Regions from separate parts of the Mus musculus genome. Here region 2 is linked to region 1. Evidence: chromatin loops called from intact Hi-C (ENCODE). Cell type or tissue: left cerebral cortex. All regions are shown on one strand. Links, peaks and the distances in the headings refer to the core of each region. The heading gives the core; the rest is flanking DNA.

What was found. Peaks named below come from ENCODE experiments on the same cell type or tissue, not always from the same donor. Only the 100,000 strongest peaks of a DNase experiment are listed, where the experiment ranks them.
Region 2: a loop joins it to region 1, with 3 times the contacts of the local background. A loop is called at or near these places in 2 of 42 quality-filtered maps.

What each region holds. Positions count from the first base shown.
Region 1 is chr3:18,664,977-18,675,904 of GRCm38, reverse strand. No RefSeq gene overlaps it. Among named protein-coding and RNA genes, the nearest start is that of Gm30789, 27 kb to the right of the region's middle. In left cerebral cortex, for the core only: no CTCF peak of the experiment used is centred there; DNase peaks (open chromatin) are centred at 5,321, 6,062 and 6,754; H3K27ac peaks cover 618 bases.
Region 2 is chr3:18,415,469-18,426,396 of GRCm38, reverse strand. All of the region lies in intron 2 of Gm30667 (predicted gene, 30667), which reads left to right. Among named protein-coding and RNA genes, the nearest start is that of Gm30667, 40 kb to the left of the region's middle. In left cerebral cortex, for the core only: no CTCF peak of the experiment used is centred there; DNase peaks (open chromatin) are centred at 3,687, 4,030 and 4,306.

The sequences.
Region 1 (10,928 bases), core at 5,295-7,794:
GGCTGGCAGGGAACTTCCTTTAAAGACCAGGCTGGCCTTGAACTCAGAGATTCATTTGCCTTTGTGCCCATAGTGCTGGAATTAAAAGTATGTGCCACCATTCCAGGTATATAGCTGTCCTTTCCCAGAACTATCTTCTATACTAATTTTGAGATTTATTATTCTTTTAAAATTTGGTTTTCCATGATATGAGCTCTTTGCTCTTTGAAGAACAAATTTGAATCATAGAGCATTCTTTAGAATGTTGATTGGAGTATAGTGGTTTCTCTATAGTACACTATGGAACATTTTCTTGTTTGGAACTTTTATGAAGTTATTAATCTGCTTTGTATTTGTTTCCTATTGCTGCGATTGTTATATCACCATAAACTCAATGGTTTGAAACCATGAAATTTTTTTCTCTTATAGTTCTAGAGGTCAGAAGTCTACAATCAAATTTACCACACTTAGGTCAAAATGTTTTTCAAAAAGGTCACTCCCTGTGTATCTTCTGAGTATGATGTGTTCAGTCTCTTCCAGCTCCAAGAGGCTCAGCACTATTGGGCTCATGGGCTCTTTGCTTGATCCTCACAATAACTATCCAACCTGTCGCCCCTTGTTCTATTCATTTAATTTTTGAAATGAATACAATGTGCTCCTGTCATAAAATGTTTAAGGAGATGTATTAAGAATTGACTTTCACAGATGCTAGGATGCTAGTCCATATTTTGTATTTTGAAGAATTTAGTAACTTTGTTATAAACATGCTGAATTGTATCTTAACAGAAGACACAAACTTTTTATCACGTTTAACACCAAACACCCTAGGACTGTTCTTGTATATTCTGGTGTGGAAGACTGGAAGGCCAGAGGATTAGAGATGGGCTCCCATGATCTCTGTGTTCCTCACCCACCAATAACTGAGACGGGGGATATTCTCTTGTGTTCTAATGTTTCACCTCTTCTGTTGCCTACTTATATTTTTGGAAGGTAAAAATGTTCAACATAGAAAACATGTTTTCTCACTTTGACATTTCTACTTGAACTATGTCCCACTCTCTAAAACGTCCATCAGAGTCTCCTTGAATGCTGTCTTCCATTTTCTCTAAAGAGCTTAGTTTTGGGGCTTTCCAGGAAGCCTTAAGGAAACCTCCTGTGTGGTCTCAGCACCCAGCCCCATAGCTATGCTGTTGTGTATCCTCCAGGATGGAAATCCTTATTCATTACCAATTATTCATTCTGAATTCTATGTCCTGTGTGCTTCCTAGAAGGTCTAGATCCTCCTGGGGGTAGTACCTTAAGTGTGCCCAGTGCAAGGGTCCATCAAACCTGTGCAAATAGGTGAGGCACTGTCCTTTAACTGTGAGTTAAACAGGTGAATAAGGTTGTAATTGCCCATGAGTTTACTATTTCACCAGTTTCTCCACCTTTGCAATTTATCACAGGTGAGCGTTCTCTGTGTTTTGAAGCATAGTAAGAAAAGGAAAAGTTTTGTCATCAGTGCTAACACCATTTTACTATAAAGGTATAAAATATTTTATTTATTTGTGAGAATATATGGATTAGACCATATGCAGATATATGAATGTGGTAGTCAAATGGATTGGTCAAAATGAAAAAAAAAATGGAATCAAGTCCTCTCCAAGACAGGTCCTGTTACATCCTGTAATTTATACCTTAGAACTCTGACAGAGTCATTTTGAGTGAGGACTGTAGTTCTATTTACAACGACAACCACATCCAAACAAAATTATGCTTCCAGTAAGAGTAATGATTACTTAATTCTTTGGAAACTTTTTTTTTTTTTTTTTTTTTTTTTTTTTTTTTCGAGACAGGGTTTCTCTGTGTAGCCCTGCCTGTCTGGGAACTCACTCTGTAGACCAGGCTGGCCTCGAACTCAGAAATTCACCTGCCTCTGCCTCCCGAGTGCTGGGATTAAAGGCATGTTGCGCCACCACGCCCGGCTCATATAAATTTACTTTTATTAATTTAAATTTTTTCACAATGCAAAGTAATTGTTTCTTTTTGACCCTAAAGGGTATATAAATATACTTTATCAAAATTACTTTAAGATTAAAAAGTCAGTTTCTTAAAAAGTGCATGAAGTTTGAGTTGAGATCAGAGTCATTTTCTTTGGGACATTTGGAAAGATGTACAATTTTTTTTTTTTTTTTTTTTTGCTAAAGTAGAGATCTTAAAAAATATCTGCCCTACAACTTTAAGTTCTTAAAGCAATCACTTCTGTGTAAAAATCAATAAATACCCACAGTCAAATGTTATTAACCTCTCACTTATTTCATGAAGGTGACATTAATTAATTTTTATTGCCAATTGAACTTATTGTACCAATTAGCAATTCAACAATGAGGTATAAATGTGTGTGCATGTCAAGCATCTATAAATAATTTTTATTGATTGAACTTTAGGTTTGAGTAGAATGTGCCAACAATGGAAAATAGAACTGGAAACAGGAACCCTCCCCCTTATTCCAGTCTAAAGCACCAGGTTAACTCATTATGCTGTAGGGAATGTTCTGCCACAGGAAACAGCCTATACCGGCAGGTCATTCACTCCCAGCATGCCTTTCTTTGCATTGGACTCAGGCTGTGTTGTAAAGAATTGCATGAAGCTAGTTCTAACCTGTCAGGACCCTGATTTTTAAGTCTTTTCTCATTTATACAGATTTTAACAAGAATCTTTATTCATGAAAACTCATGATCATACAACCAATGGAAAGTCACATTGTGTTTCCTGGGTTAAGCATAGAGTTTGACGTTTCCCAGTTCTCATTGAGAGACTGGCAAACTTAAAGTAGGAAAGATAGATGATGGGTAGATAGGTAGGTAGCTGTTATATACATACATAGATAGAGAGAGAGAGAGATAGATAGATAGATAGATAGATAGATAGGTTTAAATTTAGATTTGTGAAGTACTAGGAAATCCCTGATTTATTTTACTGTGTGGGCAATAATTGTAAGATAAAGACACGGCTATATAGATAATTATTTGCCCCAAATTAGAGAGCCCTACCTAAGGCTAGAATCTACTTTAATTTTCAGTTAATCTACTTCTGTCTCCACAAGAGAGTTTTAATAGCTTTTTTAAAAGGTACTTAGCCTCTCAAAATTCTGAACCAGTCACACATGTTATATTATTCTTTTCCTGCAGTGATGAGGAGTGACTAGATGATAAGGAGTACACTAAACTGAGATCTAAGGACTTGGGTACCCAACAGGAAATTCTTCGGTGCAGCACACAGAGCTCATTGTTGCTAACTGATGCAGGAAGAAAGCCCTCCCACCCCCAACCATAGACTAGTGGCACCACTTAGACATGCTGCTCCTGGCAGCAATGGAATCTGAAAGAAGCTGAAGGCCAATTAGGGGTCTGATAAACCAGAGCTATTGCTTCCCAAATACTGCTGCCACGGTTTAAGGCTTCCAAATATATACTCTATCATCCTATCATCCTCAGTCTCTCATTCTCTCTCCCTTCCCTCTTCTCCTTCCCTCCCCCTTCCCCATGCAGTTCTAGTGAGAACCAAAGTCAGTTGGTCTGAATGATAGTATAGTTGAGTCCCTTTTTAAACCACGATTTTTATCTGTTACTTCAGTTATCTGCAGCCAACAGTGATTTGAAAATATTACCTGCAAAATAAATCATGAGGCTAATGAATGCACTGTTGGCTGGATCCTGCCTGCCCAGTTGGGAATCAGTCCTTTATTCTCAGCATCCTCTGGCTAATCACATGACCCACCCATAAACTACATAGTGATTACCTTAGTTCTCAGACAGACTGTGGCTGTCTCTTTGTGCCCACAATTTGGAGACCCTTCTTACCTCATCAAGTTCAAACAAGACAGTGGATGTGGAAGGCATGTGTTGTTCAGAGAGGCAGGCACGATGGATATTTCACAGTGCACTCCATGCCATTTGTGCCCTCCTACTTATTCCTGCTTCTGTTTAGCCTAAGCAGTATGCCAATGGGATAAAAACAACTATCTTACCAGAATACTATCCTCTAACCCAATCCCTGAATATATCTGCCCATGAAAATAGTACAAAAGGGAGTAGGGAGTAGGATATCTTTAGCTTGGACTTATTTCCATGACTAAGTTTAGAGAAGTGTTTTAATGAGTCTTGTTAGCAGGCTATAGCTTAATGCCATTTGGCTCTCCTTGAAGACTCTTCTATTCCTGGTCTTTAGACTTCTTTTGCTTTAAAGTAATCTGGTGTTCCTTGAGACTCTAGCTGGTTCATTAGTCACTGGTAAGGGATTAATTACCTTAGAAAATGCACTAATGTACATTACCAAAATGCTTCCCTATTAAGAACATTTTAAAAACTATATTCAGAACCTGCTGGGTCAAAAACCTGATCGTCATGTGAACAATCCCTTTTTCCTCGGGCGCCCAGGGTTAATCTCATGCTCAGCGTGTGGGTTCCTTTGATTGCAGGGAGCAAACTGCTCTCCTCATTTTCCGTCTACCTCCTCCCTATCATTTTATCAGCCATGGCCCCCCTCAATTATCTTTAATTCTACATCCATGTAAAATAAGAATGTAAAGTGTGATACAACATATGCTCGTTAAGCTCTCTTGGATGGCGAGCAATAGTTATTATGGGTGAGAAAGAATGATCGCTGCTTCATTTTGTAGGGCAAACATGACATAAATTAATTTTCAGCATTGGCAGGTATTTGTACTTGCACTTCCCTGTGCTTAAAAAGTATTGCTTGCCAGTTGAAAAGGAATTTTACATGATGACTGGTAAATATTGCTTCTGAGGATTATACCCTCTCCTGCAAGATGTAGGTTCTCCTGTGACTGCCAAGTGAGTTCTGGACCTTCCTGAAGATGTTCGTGTTCCGGAGCCGTCTTTCTGGTCTTTAGGCTCAGATGTAAACAATAAGGTGAGTTTCAGTTATGCCATTCTAATAGTTCATGGGTTTGAAGTTCTTCAGCTCTTCAGCTTAAAATGGTGACACTTGCCAATCTCCTTGATTTGTAACCAAAGAAGATGGCTAAGACATGGGCTTTGAAGGGTATTACTGAGTTTGCTGATGTGTATTTCTTGTCTTTTCTTCTCCTCTCTACTTTTCTCTTCTAAGCAGGCTCCTAGGGATTGTCTTTTTTTTTTTTTTCTTTTTTTAATGTGATCAGGCCTTGTGGCAGTCACACTAAACACCAGACTGATCTTCAAACCTCCTTCCTTTTCCTTGAGGGAGGTACCAGGATACATCTCACCAGAACTGCAGCAGAGGGAAGGTTTTCATTTTTGTCCTTAGCCTGGTTGCTCATCACCAGCAGTTACATATTCAAATGAATCTGTCAGGGACAAGAGTCTGGTGCTCGAGTTCCTGCTCGGCTTGATGACATTGATTTGTGAGCATAATGCTCGGCTGCGGGATGTGTGACAGATAAATTTTATCAAAATTAAGGCACAATTAAACATTTCATCTTCCTAATTACTGGCTGTAGATTCAGCCTGATGACCATGTGCTGTAAGAAATCAGCAACCATTACACATTTTAATGGAGCACAGCTGTCTTACAGCTTGGTAATATTTGCACAGTGCCACAGAACTGTAATTTATGATAAAAAGAAAAAATGTCTATTGGTGCTTTTTTGCCAAAATAGATTAAGGATTCATATACTTTAATGAGATTTGGACTTAGTCTTGGATTATCGTTATAAATGATTTATGTGCATGTTGGTGGAGTCCTGTAGTTCTGAGTTGATTTGTGTTTTGGTCTACTGATATGTAACTCAATATTTGTTCGTTAGCCAGTAACTATAACTGCCCTCTACCCCCTTGATGTCTTGTAGGAGATAGATGTAAAGGTGAACAAGGCATGGAGGCAAAGATAGCAACTTTGTCTTCTTCACAATTCCTCGGGCAGTGAGTTGTTGGAGAGAGAGAGCAGTATCCCTGATACAAGATACAAGAGCAGGCAGAAGCAGTCTTGGTCTTTGGTAAGAGCATGGAAATTTAGCCAACCAGGGCTGAGCCACAGGTGGCCCCAGCCTTGAGCAAGCATCCTGGCTGAATCCCCTTTGCTCTTCTGAGAAGACAGTGATGGCAGCCAAGCTCGCTTCCTGTTTCTACGTTTTCTAAATGGGAGTTCACTCATTTCACCTTTCTTCCTGGCATCCCTGAGATACAAATAAGGCTGGTCATGAGCGGTCTCTGATGCCAAAAGGGAATGTGTGCACATATCTTTTCACTGAAGACCTCCAGGCTGGTTGGAGGTACTGCTGGTTGTTATTGGTACATGTCTCTCTTTATAACCATCATTGCTAGATAGGTTGGTCCACAACAGGGTCAAGAACACTAAATTGAAGCAGAGGAGGAAAATGCCTGGACCAAGTAAGTGGACTAGACATGCCTGGCAGAGCTGTTGTTAATGAATTAGAAAGTAAATGTAAATCATGATAGCTCACTAATTATTATGAGCATTAAATTTGTCCAGACAAGTTGATGTCATCATTGCCAGGCCTTCTATGAAAAAAAGAGGCATCTCTCTTCAGAAATATTTCTTTTCAGGATGCGTGCTGGATGAGAGAAACAAGATACCAGAATCTACAGGAATCTGCTCAATGTAGGTGTTAGTTTGCCTCCTGAAAACAGGGAGCATATCCTAATGAATTCAGCAAGCCTAAATATATATGTGTAACAGAGAAAGAAGGGCTCATCACTCCATCCCAATCTTCTCCAGGCCTGATTTATTTCGGCACTCATATGCTGGAATGCTTCATACTGTACCAGGTTGCATATGCTTGCACACTAATTCTCAATTGCCGTATGCAGTTTGTGACAACCATCTGCTTCAACCTCCCTTTGAGTTCTTTCTCCCACTCAGCCCAGCTGAAGTAAAAATATGGACAGAAACAACTTCTGCAGGGAGATGACAAAGTTAACAAGGGATTCGAGTTACACTGTGAATCTGTCTTTCTCCAGGGTGTGCCCTTGCCCCTGGAGCTCCAAGGATCAATATTTCTCAAGTGCAAAGCCTTGTGCTTAGCAGAGAAAGTGGAAAGAAATGGCATGGTTCCCTTGTGAGCCTTGGCTGTGGGAGATAGGTAATCATAAAGTGTGCATATGCTACACACTCAAGGGTCCAAGAGTCCCTAGAACTGCTCCAGCCACGCTGTTTTACAACAGGTTGCATCCTGTCAGATACCAGAGAGAGCAGGGGAGGGGAAAAAGAGAAAGCTGAGCACATTTGAAAATGTATGAAAAACAAAAACAATCTATCTTGAAGGCTGACTTGAAAGGGGGAAGTTGTTTTGAATTTCCTTTAAAAAACTGGTGCATTCAAAAACAGGAGAAAGAGTCTCTATAACCATCAAGCTCACAGGCATATTCTGTAGAGAACATGAGAAGGGACCGAGTAAAGGTGTCTTCAGCTTGTGTAAATGTGTTTGAGATTTTGGGCGATGTGTCCCTGCATTACTATACTGCTTAGACAACTGTTGTCTGTATAAAAATGAGTTACACGCTGTACCTTGGATTGCATTGGCCCTGTGCCTGCTCTTAAGAATGCTGAAGTCGTGGTGGGATTACATCTTCAAATTAGTGACAAGCCTGATTGATACAGTTTATCTGCAAGTTGACAAAATCAGGTCCTAGATGTACATACATGGGCATGTATCTCATCATAAGAATAAAAAAAAATTTCCTTGGGACCATGAGAAGAATGACTGGCATGGGAGAAGTATGGATAGAGATAGAAGAAAAGCAGTAAGAGGAGATGAGAATGGAGAAGAGAAAATTACATGTGTTTAGAGATGACTAGCAATGTGTCTGAAGTAGTACCAGTGAGTTCACAGGCAGAGGCCCCACCATGGTCCCTGCCTTCCAATACCAGGAAAAGCAGACTGAGAACACCAAGTAAAAGTGGCAGAGAAAGGAAAGAGAAACTTCCTGGATGGAGCGATCAGTGATGAACTTCTGACGGAATCAGATCCAAGCAAATACTGACTAAAATGGGCAATGTACAAGTTCAGTGTGTTCTCTCAGCGTCTGGGCTGCCAGATTCTGTCTAATCATAATTGATAATTCTAAAAGCCACAGTTACATAGTGACTGTTAAATTTTTGCCTTCTTTTGCATTCATGAATGTGTGTGTGCACACACGTGTATGTGTGTATGCACATGTGAATGTGTATGTGTTGAGGCCAGATTATCATATATATGTCTTCCTCCCTCAATGCCTCTCCAAATTAATTTTGAGACAGGATCTCTCACTGAAAATGAATCTCACTGGCTAGACCCTCTGGTCAGCAGGTTTCAGTGCCCCTCTTATTTCTGCCTCTCTAGCCCAGCTGTATTAGAGTTGTATGGCACAGCTGCAGGATCTGAACTCAGGTCTGTCTGCTTGCACAGTGAGCACTTTCCTCACTGGGCTATTGCCCTAGCTCTTTCCTTCTCCTTTAAATGTAAGTAGTTCATCAGAAAAGTCTCATTATACACTGGCACCAAGCCGCTTAGCTGGGGTATACTACCTTGACACTTAACACTGGTTATTGTTTTTTTTTTTTTTTCAGACACAGGGCTCATGTAGGTTGGCCTCAAACTCAACACAAAGCCAAGGTTTGCTCTCAATTCCTGATTCTCCTGTCTTCTGTGTGAGGAGTTTACAGGTATGTACCACCAAACCTGGCTACCTTGTCCCTATTGAAAAAATGTTAAATTGTCTTATAAAACCTAAAAATAATAACAGTTGTGTAGTCATTTAGAACCTAAGATTAGGAATCATACAGGCTGGGTTAAGTTTCAAGGATTGTTTATTTATTAGCTTCTGATCTTGAGCCTCAGTGTTTTTACTCGTCAATGGACTAAATGGAGTACATGTCTTATTAAGATAAGGGGCATGGACGTCATTTAACATGCTTCTTAGTGTTTACTAACTGCATGGCAAATGGCAGTTGCTCCTATGAGAAGGAGCCATTGCGAGTGGAAGGAAGACGCTGAAATGACCAAGAACTGTTATGGTGGTTAAGGGTTCTTCCATGGCAAGTTGGAGTATGACATGTTACACTTGGTCATTTGAGCATCCACCCTTGTTGAAGCATGATGTAAGGATTGCACACATTGTTGATGCTACTGCAGACACTTTATGGACCCAGCATATTTTGCTCCATTCCTGCAAATATAGTTGTTTCCTTCCCAGACTGAACTGATGTGTATGTAAAGGCCACACTTGTAATACCTTTCGTTGATTCATGTTTCTCCCAGTTTGAAATATATGTGACAGCCGGACGGTGGTGGTGCATGCCTTTAATCCCAGCACTTGGGAGGCAGAGGCAGGTGGATTTCTGAGTTCGAGGCCAGCCTGGTCTACAAAGTGAGTTCCAGGACAGCCAGGGCTATACAGAGAAACCCTGTCTCGAAAAAGCGAAAAAAAAAAAAAAAAGAAAAAAGAAATATATGTGACTAAGAATGTTGTTGGCCTATTACATACATGTATGAAAAACAAGCATATTTTTCACTTCTGTTTTTGCAAAAAAAAAAAAAAAAACCTTCTGTAATTTCAACTTTCATATTATCTTTGTACTCCTTCCCCCTACTTAATCTTTTCCAGAAATTGAAAGAGTTGATCCTCACTTGCTATTTTCAGTTAACTGGTTTCATCTACAATGATTTGTTTTATGTGGCAGCATTTTTAGGTGCCAGATGCCTAAAACACATAGGTTAAAAGCAGGTCAATTTCAATACAAGGCTATCATTTTACAGCTTAATGAATATATTTACAAACTCCATAGTAACAGGCTTGTTAACAGAGGCACAGTGAAAATTTTTCCTCAGCATATACTTCAGTATAAAAATATTTGCTTCAGATCCTACCCACCTATTGGCTGCTAAGGCCCAGCACTTGAATGCATGGCTTGTGGAAGTTTGAAGTGGAAGAAAAAGAGATGTAGCTTGGGGCTCTTGTTAATGGTTACAGCCTCCTCATTACCGGCAGCCAAGGCTGGCAAAGTCCACAAGAAACAGCAGGGCTTAAATAGCTCACTGCTAATCCTAGCAGGGTTCTTGTCAGTCAAATACATTCACTGCGTACCTATTGTGTGCAGAGAACATCTTTTTACTTGCCAATTCCACACTGAGAGGTTGGTTAGCTCTTTTTATCTTTATGACCTGCAGACTGGTAACAGCCTTTCTAACAGTGTGTTCATTTTAACAATAATTTATTCCAATAAAAAAAGGTGGATGTTCCCTAGATATAGCCACCATATGCCCTAAATTTTCTGTGATAAACTTAATTTCATGTAGTTTTATTTTCCTTCCAATAAAGGCAATTAGTGAAAGACAATGAAATGTGATTTCAGTGTTTCCTATTGTTCTCAGGTTTTATACAATGAGTTGATGAATCAGAAAAAAATGCTAGATTATGTTTATGGATGTCTAATTTGGGAATTATGGTTGCTGGGTACCATGGTGTTCTTTACAAATGGGATTATCTTTTACATTTTGCACAAAACTCATGTTTCAGATTCACATAAGCCGGAATCACAGACAGCTTTGTTCCAGTAATGTCTTTTTACTCCTCCAGTAAGGACCTCTCTGAGATAATCAAGGATCTCACATATCAAGAAAATTTAGATTTCAAAAGACCTAACTTACTTTGCCACAAACAACAGTGTTCACAGAGTCACAGATTTGGACAGATCAGTCAAGGTTGGTAGCAATTCACTGACTTTAGAACTGGTTTTGTCTCCATTCCTGTCTTCTGGGTAGTCTTTCTTCTTAATCTCTACAGACCATCATGGCACCTCCCATGAGCCATCAGTGTCTCCATGTGGCCTCATTGGTTCTAGAACTTGCATCTTCACACCTCTCTGGTGAAAAGTTTTGTTGTGTGCCCTCCTTGGAAGAAGGAAGCTCTTCATCCCCAGCAGCTCAACAAATATCTACACTATGTTTAGTTACTGTGTTGGTTCTC
Region 2 (10,928 bases), core at 3,240-5,739, 250 kb after region 1:
TTTGAAACTTCAAAGTCTAACCCCAGGGATACACCTCCTCCAATAAAAGCACCCCCCCCCCAATCTTTCCCAAACAGTTCTACTAACTGGGGGCCAACCATTCAAGTACACGAGAATATATGGAGCTATCTCATTCAAACCACCAAAATAGGAAATCCACAATTGTAACAGCCTATTTTTGATAATTATTACTGAGATAACTGATTTATAACAGAAAATGTTTATTTTACCCATAGTTTTTATCCATGATTGATTAGTTCTGCTGATTGTTTTCTTAATAGTGAGGCAATACTATGCCACGGGCCTGTACTGAAGCTTTGTCAGCTCATATTTGAAAGTAGGATACAGATTCTCAAAAGGCTCAATTCTTCAGTTTTCTCATAACTCTGTCGAGGGAAGTGTTTTCTACTTTGATGTACGGGTCTGGTGTTTTGTTGTTTGCATTTGGTGATTATGCAAGTTGTTTATAGTTTTATGGCAACACTTTCTGTTTTTAATTTTTTTCAAATATCTTCTAATTATCTCAGAGGTATAATTTTTTTAAAAACTGAGGCTTCCAGGAGCAGAGCAGAAAGCCAGTATACTAGGCCACTCTGCTTCATGAATAATAGCACCCGGGTTGCACTTTTTTAGTCTTCACCAATACTATGCTTGTATACACAATTCAAATGGGATTATAAGGCATTCATTAGCTATGATTCCTTGTTTTCATGTTTTTTTATAGGAGAAATCAGAAAATGTATGACACTCGTAGTAATCAACCATGCTCTCACTAGACTAGGCTTGGACGTTGTAATCTCAGTAGGGCTGTCCGGATGCTGAGGCAAGAAAATCATGATAGGGTTACAAATACTAAAACAATGACTGAAATGTATGAAATAAGGAAAAAATAAAATCCTCCAGCTTTAATATGAATAATTTAATAATAAGCAAATATTTCCAAGCACAGCAATTAAAAGATGTTAAAAAGATGAAAAATACTAATCTTTACTAAGCTCTTGTTATAATCTGGCTATTCATTCTATGATCTAACTCTTTTTGTATCATATAAAATGAGAATTAAGAATTATTATTGATAATTAAATAATCAAATTTGAAGGCTGCTTTTTAAATAACTAGTATATATTTTAACCAATTTATAATTTTTGTTTTATAGATTTTTAACATTTTATAATAGTAGGAACATATACTTCTATTTCATATTATGTTACATAGTTTTAAGACCTCTTGTTTTAGTGTTTCTGCCTTCCTTCTATTTCTGTTCTGATCCATATTTTACTATGTCTAATAATTTTTTAGACATGAGTGATTGATTATGTATGTTTTAAAAACTTGTCAATATCTTGGCTATGCCACACTGTTATGAATTGTAAAAAAAACTCAGTGTAACTTAAGACAGAGTAACTTTTGATATTTTAAAGTATACATCTATGTCTGAGAATATCCATTTTCTTGGATTTTAAGAGAGATTATTTTCATATTTATTTATCTACCTCCAAGTATTTAAAGGTTTAAAGTGTGTGTGTGTGTGTGTGAGTGTGTGTGTGTGTGTGTATGTGCTGCATGCCCCAGAAGTTGATGTCTTTGTCCTTCTCAATCTAAGTTTTGATACAGGGTTTCTCATTGATCCTGGAGCTCAATGCTTATGCTGGCCAATGAGCTCAGGGAATACATCTGCTTCTGCCCCTTCAGTTCCGTGTTATATGCACAAATCACAGCCATTTTTAAAAATGTGGTTTTATGTTGCTTCTGGAGATTTGAACTCAGACCTTTATGATTCTGTGATAAGCGTTTTATCTCTATTGTTCCATGCATTTTATAGTCAATACAGGTAACACACACATATATTAATCAACTTCCCGTTATGTTAGTTAGAACTAAGACAATTGGGGGATAAAGGAGAAAGGTTCATTTCAGTACAATGAGCATGTTCCTGCTTCATGCTATATCTTTTTAGTACATGTTTACCTTTAATGTTAATGTTTATTTATAATAATTCATACAATCTGTTTAATTGTTCTTTCATTCCCCTTTTTTTGGCAACATTTTCTCATTTTAATCATTTATATTAACTTACATTTAGGTAAGCTAGAAGGTACCTCCTTATAATATTTGTAACAAATGCACAGAATATTTCCTGGATTCTCTTATACTCATATATTTGCTGTTATATTTACAGACCTAAATTACATCGTAAACTGTTCCTTACTAAGACTCCATTTCCTTTTACCTTGGGCTTAGGATAAGTCTGTGGTTACCATGATTTAGTTGTTTAATAAGAATCACATTGCCTCCTCATCCCCAAACCAGGCATGCTGTTTTCACAGTGTCATTCCCTAGAGGCTATTTTTTTTTAAGTCCTAAAGCCTCAGTTGGACAGACTTTGGTATGTTCCTTTTCACTAATATTAACTGTTTAATTATATGGACTTTGATCATGTTATTTTCTTTCTTTAACTCTAAAACCATGATTGGCATGAGAGCGGTATACTGAATTTCCAGGTGATTTTTTTTTCTTACTTTACATTCTTTGAGTACTTTATTTGAGTTCTAAGAACATGCCAAATTTACCCTCCTACTGAGAATGTATTTTCTGCATTGAAATTATAGTCTTCATGACAATTCCATTTTAAAACTACTCATTAATTTTAAAATAGATATACAATTTATGAATGAATTTTTGTATATGAAATTTACATGATTTAAAGCTTTCTTTCTGATTCCTAAGGCTTGTTTAAAGTCAGTCCGTGGCTCATTAACTGGTACATCTTGCTGCTCATCCCACGGACTTCTCAGATCTTCTACATCTGTTGTGGATTCCTTGTAGTACAGTGAGGGGCTAAGGACAGGGACATGAGTTAAATCATCAACTGAGACACAGAGGAGCCATTTAGACTTAAATGTTCTTGTGACAGTTAGTGTTCTAAAGGTTGGCTCAAGTAATGGTAAAATTAATTGACAATGTATAAGGAAAGACATCAACAGAGCCTATGAAAGAGCTGTGTAAGATTCTTTACCGTAGTAAGTAAAATCCTTAGCAATACCTTGACACTAGTCGTTGATATATAAGTATCACAGATTATTCCAGAAATGGAGGATTTATAGTTACTATAATACACTTGAAAATTAATGTAACTATGACCTTATTGCATCATGAGTCCAGAGAATATAAGGTAGTGGTTTTTAACTCGTGGGTTGTGACCCACCCCTTTGAAAGGTCAAACAGCCCTTTCATAGGGCTTGCCTAAGATCATTGGAAAACACAGATACCTCCATTACAGTTCATAGCAATAGCATAATTATAGTTACAAAGTAGGAACAAAATGATTTTATGATTTTGGGCATTGCCACAATATGAGGAACTGTATTAAAGAGTCATAATATTAAGAAGGTTGAGAGTCACTGATCTAGGACATGACAGACAGTCTAGCCAACTGGAAAATTTAATATTAACACCTTCAGCCTGGTTCAAAAGATGGACCTCTGTGATGAGGTACTTGACTCTACTAAAAAGGACTTGGATCCATTCCTCAACATCACAAAAACAATATCAATGAAAACCAAGCAAAGAAACAACACACTAGAAATCTTGTCTCTTCTCACATAGAACCAATAAGCTGTAATGTTCTTTAAACATTGTGATGCCAGCTGCAGGTTCCTCTGTAGGCTCTAGCCTCCCATGGCGAGGTGGTTTCCCAAGCTTTGAAAACATCCACTTTTAGCCCATTTCCTAGTCTACGTTTATGGTTCTTATATGTAGGAAAGAGGCTGAAATTGTAAAAAAAAAAAAAAAAAAAAAAAAAAGTAAGATTTTCACCCTTCTTCCTATGTTTACTGTGACCATTTGTGTTCCTTCGTTCCTTCTGGGGTGAGTATTTTCCAGTTTTAGGTGAGAGGAACACTGGCAGTTCCTGGAATTTACTGACTTTCTCATGTCTCACAGCATCCTTCCTGTGTCAGCCCTTTAGATAGTAAGATGAACAGAACTGACTCACATCTGCAAAGCTTCCTTAGCCAGTGCCCCTTGTGCTACCCGATAAGAACTAGGATGGCTAGGATCCAACAAAAGGGGAAAAAAGGCTCAGCTCAGCTAAGGTTATTTTAGTGGTTTTGTTTCCAAATATACAAAGGAGCCAAATGCATTTCACATACAGTGCCCTCCCCCCATCCCCCGCTTATATAAAGGAAAGACTTTGTTTTTAAAGAGGGGAAATCCACCTCTGAAATTGCAGAACACTGACACAGCATCATCTATCTTGGCAAAAGTTGACTGAGCAGATGATGTAGATCCACTTAACTTGGACTCAATCAAAGGCTTTGCTATTTTCATTTCACAGGCCAGATGTAGCTCATCATCGGTTGGAATCAATTCCAGAAGAGGTGTTAGAGTCTGGTGGTCCAAAAGAAAGTCTCTTCCAGGCACTGAAAAGAGCCACAAGGAAAATGAATATGATCTCCAATATCCCCACAACTGAGGTAGTCCAGTATTCAGCTCAGACTAAACAGTTAGATAAACTAGAAGAGACCCATTTTAGGATTCTCCAAAGTTAAAAAACTTGTAGTCTTGGCCACAGTGTCTACACACTGTTTTTCTGGGAATATGCCATCATATCAAAATGGATGGTGGGGTGAAATAAATTATCATGGGAAAAGATACTTGGGTTTTCAATAGATAAAACAAAAACAAAAAAACAACAACAAAAAAAACATTAGAAACCAAATACAAACTCAAAGCAAGGCTAACTAGGTTGCTTGAGTCATCTCTACTGACTAGAATCCACATACCAAATGCCTAACTGCTCCATCTTGTAGAGAAAACAAAACAAAACAAAACAAAACACCCCAAATCAAAAACCCAATCAAAAAGCAACAAAATCTCAAATGCTTAATTAACTGAATTAGGAGGAAATGAATCAATATTTTCTAAAGCAAATTAAAAATCATGAGGAATTTGTATGTTAATACACATTTCAATAGAGACACCTCATTCTCAGAACTGCAGGCTCTCCAACCTGATTTTTTTAAAACACATATTGAAGTTTTACAGATTAAGAAAATTAGATAAACTACCCTCAATGCATTGTTATTACCTGATAGGAAGTAGGACTGTAAGAAATTACATTTTTCACACATCTTGGGGAAAAAAAAACCCTCAGAAAAAAACAAATCCAACACAACTCTAGCAGAAATCTAATACAGAGAAAATACTCTATAGTTCCTCACAAGATAGAATGGCTTATATTCTCAATGAGAATTTAAAATTCTAACCACGTATCTGAATAGTTAAGGCTGCTGCTGGCATTATGGGTAGACTTGTGTCTTCCCACTTAATGATGAAAAGTAAGGTCTTGGTCTTATTGAATTAATACAGTATCAGTTGGATAGACTTTTAATCTAATGGACTTTCCCTTTTTAAAGAGAGTAACATCAGACTAGTATACAGGGAAAGTGCCATATGACAATTGGAGTTATGTTACTATAAGCCAAGTGCTGCCAGGGATAGAAGCAATGCCTGAGATAGATCCTGGTAACAATTCAGGCACTATCTTAATTTTAGACTTCTGGACTCTAACTCTGGCATTGACACATATTCACAGTCTAGCCACTCTGTTTGTGAAGCTTTGTTCATTATTAATTAGCAAAATATTAGAAATGAGAAGCTAAATGGAAGGCTTTGTAAGGTCTGCAAAAGGAGGTATAGTTGCATTTCATAGAGAAAGGACAACATAAAAAAGTTTGTTTTTTTTTAATTGAGGGACAAAGAATAATAAGTTAAAATGAAGTAGAGTCTCATGGAAACAGTACCACACCAATTCAAGATATACAGATTCCCCCAAAGGTACAATTCATTTGATTTTAATATTACTTTTGATTAGCCTATCAGTTACACATGTTAAGTGAGACATCATGTTATCTACATTTATGCAGAATGCAATAAGCACATGCAATAACCCCTTTCTCGTGAACTCCAATATGCTTTAAAATCCCCAATAATCATGAGACTACTTTAGTCAGAAAATGTCCAAGAGTAGTGTTGTGTGACACTGCTGAGTGTTTGTGAGAAAACTCCAAGGAAACAAGGGTCTTGTGATCTCAATTTCTTCAAAACACAGACTTGCTCTTGGAATGTGTTTTGTGATACTCCCAGGTATAGCAGATAGGAGTGGGTTTACTTCAGTTGTTCAAATGCTTCTGGAAAACATCTTTTAAAGGTGTGTGGCTTGTCCTTGTGATTAGACACTTTACTCAGGTGACTCTTTTTAACTCTCAGAGTATAACTTGCCTGATGCTCTGAATAAAGTGGACTATTCCATGAGACTTTAATTCACCTCATTTTTAGGTCATATTCTCCTAGGTTCATGCCAACAATTGGAGTGGTAAAACATGCTTTCCAGTGTATTTTCCCCCTTTCTGTATATGAAGAAGACCATCTGCCATTTGCCTTTCTGCTTGGCTTATTTCAGTTAATGTACATATTGTCAGTTTCACCAATTTTGCTGCAAACCAGAGGATTAAATTCTTTGTGGCTGACTTCACAGTGTACACATAACACATTATTCTCATCCATTCATTTCTTGCTTAGCACCTAGGCTGATCTTATTTTCTTAGCTCTTGTGCCATAGTAAAGACAAGCAAACTAACTTCATTTCTTTGGATGTAGGAAGTGGGATTTTATCTTGTGAGCTCTGCAAGGTTTTTGGTAATCTTTTGATTTATAGTTTAGCCACCAGACTTGCTGTTGAATAGCTCTTTAGATTTTTCAGTCCAGCTGAAGCTTTTAAGTATGCTTTCTTCCTCTTGGTATATCTTGGTAGCTTCCGGAAACTCCTATTTTAAGAGTTCTCTGTTTACCTGAAGCATGCCATGAATTTAGGCATGCTATTACTTCTACCTTGCACTCTTAAAAAAAACAGAACACTGTCCCTCCTGTGCCCCAGCCTTTTACAGTAAAATCTTAAAATGGCTGTGTTTTTGTTTCTCTGAGTTCTTTTTCTTTTCTCCCTCAAGTCTTTGGTATTTAGTGGTCTCCCCTTATTTGGGATTAAATATAAAATATCCTCCCTATGATTCATGTATTGTGGGGTAATTCAAAGGTTGATATCCCATTTTAAATCTTCTGGAACTTCTAATAGATGGGACTTAGCTAGCGGAAGTATGTTATTTGGGGTTGCATCTTGAAAAGTCTTAGCTGACCCTTGTTTTCTCCCTCCCTTTTTCTCTTTCCCAGCCCTTCCTCCATGATTCCTGCTGTAGTCCCTCATAAGTAAACTGTGATGTGATAAGGTGTTCTCACTGCCATGATGCTCTGCTTCACTGTGGTCCAGAAACAAAAGCGTTGATGGCACTTAAGCCATGACATAAAGTAACTCTGCATCCCATTATGTAGTTTAAATCAGTTATTTTTTCAGAGCAATGTAAAGATTAACAAAAATATCCCTTTACATAGTTTTTCTTTTGGTGGCTGCAGTCATTTGTGGTCAACTATGGTCCAAAAATATTAAGGAGAACATCCTAGAAATTATGTATTAAATAGTTTTGAATTATTGTCAAATGAATAGCAGGCAAAGCTAAAGTCCCATTGTATTTATTGCCTCATCACTCTCTTGTTTTCTTTGTCCCATTATATATGTCATCTCCTAAGCCTCCTGTTTTCTTTGCTCCATTGTATATTTTGTCTCTTCAATCTCTTGTTTTCTTTGCTGTGTAGAACTTTCAAATATACAATTCTTTGCATCAGTTTCTGATATTTTTCCCCTAGACACTGAAGTCATATCTAGCAACTACTTGCACATGGTTATATCTAAAAATATTTTTATTTGTTTTCCTAGAAATGTTAGAGTTTTTAATCTTATTGAAGTATTTAATCCATTTCAAGTTAATTTGTGTGACGTGAGAAAGAGCAATCTATTTTATTCTATATGTTGATGTCCAGTTTTCTAAGCACCATTTGTTAAAAATGTTGCTGTTTCTCTAACATATGGATTTTATCATAGTTTTGTTAAATGTCACATGGTGATACAATTTATTTTGGTTGTGTATACTATCCCTTGCGTGTGTGTGTGTGTGTGTGTGTGTGTGTGTGTGTGTGTGCCAATACTATACTGTTTCATTACTGTAGCTTTGCAGTATAATTTGAAATCAGGGACTTTGATAGGGTCTGGAAGCTGTGAAAAAGGTAGTTCTACTAATTTATTCTGCTGTGTCCAGTTATACTTGTTCCTAAAATATTTGCTGACATGAAACTGCACCCTTGCCTGTTCCTAATGGCTTATTCCACAGAGGCATGAGAACTTTGGATTTAGAGATAAAAAGTACAGTCTCTGGCCTTCCAACCTGAGAATCTCAGTTGTATTTTTTTCCCTAGGTGTTTTGTTTGCTGAACCCATTACTTGATTGTAGCAGCATAATGGGTCTCTTCTCTGGTGTCTCCTTGCTACACTGGACGAAGTCTCTGGTCAAATCTTTGGTTTTGCTAAGTGTCTACCAGCAGGCTTGGGAATCCTTCTCATGTTTTTCTTTTTTCCAGGAAACTCCAAATGAGGAGCCGCCTCCTTTTTGTTTTACATTGCTGAGCACTTTATGGTTTTGTTCATTCTTTACAAATCGAAAGTTTGGTATCTCAGGATTTCATCTGGTCTGACTCTGCTGTTGACCACTACTGTCCTTTGGCTTTCCACTGACTTCTCTCTTTCTACGAGCAAACCAGGTGATTTGTTTCAGATTCATGAAGATGTTGGAGGTCTCTAACATGCTATCTCTCCAGCACTCCAGGGAGGGCTCTAGTGTGAAGGAATTCATGTATCTTCCCCTAACCCCCAATAAAAGCAGCAACAATGACTCTTTAATTTAAGGTTTGCCTTCTCTCTTTTTTTCTTAACCTAGCTAAAGTTTTTGCACATTTTGCTTACCTTTTAAAAATATTTATTTTTACTTCATGTGTTTTATCCGCATGTATGTCTGTGTGAGGGTGTCAGATATCCTAGAAATGGAGTTAACAGACAGTGATGAGCTGCCATATTGGTGCTGGAAATTGAGCCCAGGTCCTGTGGAAAATCAGCCAGTTCTTTTAAATGTTGAGGCATTTCTCTGTCCTCATTTTGTTTGCCTTTTTGAGTAACTATGCCTGGTGTTGATTTTCCTCTATATTTCTTTCTATTCTTGGTCTCATTTCTGACCTCTACTACTTACTTTCTTATGATAGAAATAGATTTAGTTGTTTTATTTTACCAGGGTCTTTAAAGTACATGAAGATTAAGAAATTAATATTATCCTTTTCTGTAACATATATATAAACATCTGAATTTATAGATCTCCTCATTATTACTTCTTCCAGCATATTCCATAAATGTTGGTATATTTTCACTTTTGTGTTAAGATATTTTCTAATCTCCTTCATGATTACTCTGTAACCAATATTTTTTTAAAGCATATTGTTTAATTTATACCTATTTGTAGTAATTTTATTACTTATATGAAGTGGAAACTTTGGAAAGTTATGTCAAGTGATGGTTTGCTGGGGTACACAGGTGAAAGAATGTCTTTTAAAAGCAAATATGTGAAAGACTGTTTTCCTGAAGCAGAAACAGGTGAAAGAAGTTTGGATATAACAGGCATGTGAAAGGACCTGGGAGGAAGGAGTATAAATATGACCCCAGAGACAGTGGGAGATGAACACTGATCATTGGTTTGGTTTGCACTGCCTCACTATTCTTCACTAAAAACATTCATGTATGGGTTCACCTTACATAGCGTGGTTGAGCTCAACTTGTTGTAACATTGCCATTGAGAGAAACTTGCTCAAGAACTTCTGCGGAGGTTCCTGCTGCAGCTTACTACCTCGGAGGCCTTACTGAGCCTAGATTCTTAGGATTGAACTACAGCTGTCTGGTGTCTGCTTGCTGAAAAGACTGGACCGTGGCTGCTGGTTCGTGTCAGGGGTCTGGTCTGCCTTGAGGACTGGTCTGTTGAATCATATTTGGTGTTTGCTAAGGGATTGAACTGCTGCCAAGGAAGATCAAGCTCACCCCAAACACCTGCTGACCAGGTCCACTTTCCCCATATCCTAATAACCCTCTTTTTCTACTACCTCTGCTAGGTTGTGTGCTAGAGGAGAAGTTGAACCCTTATTAAAAGTTGGCTGTGAAAAATATATGCTTGCATTTATACTTACTTTCATCTATTTGGATAAGAACCAGTTTTCATGATTTGAGCCAGGCTTCCTAACAGTATAACATGAAATATTCAATGTGTACTTCAATAGGAAAATAATCTGACTTTGTGTGGTTTCCTGTATAGTCTATTAATTCCAATTGGTATGTAGTGTTAAGTTATAAAAATATTGGTATATATTTTTCCTAGTGATCTCAGACTGTTCTATCCTTTATTAAAAGATGGGTGTTGAAATCAGTAGAACTGCCTAGTTCTCATTTCCATTTGATTAGTGTATGCTTCATGTATGTAAGAGCTCTAATGTTTAATGCTGTATAATTGTTACATATAATTGTTACCAATGACCTGATCCTTTTTACATGCTAAGAATCCTTCATTTTATTTTAATATTTTAAACTAACATCTATAATTCAGCCATTTTTTTGTTCACCTGGTTTATTATTCTTGCAAGAAGCACTTTATCATTTCAACTTTTAACTTTATAGTCTGTTTCACATAGACAGGATACAATTAGATCTTTATTTTCTTCCTTTATTTTTACATGATGTGCTGTGCTTATGTGGATGCATGTGGCAGTAAACATGTGCATCTGTGTATGTGCACACATGAGGAGATCGAAGGTGATGCCGCAAATCATGCTCAAGCATTCTTCCAATTTATCACAGTGGGGGGCGGTGTCTCTCAGACAATCTCACGAGTTTTCAGGAAAAACTAGCCTTGCTAGCCAGATTGCGCAGTGACCATTTGCCTCTTTTTTTT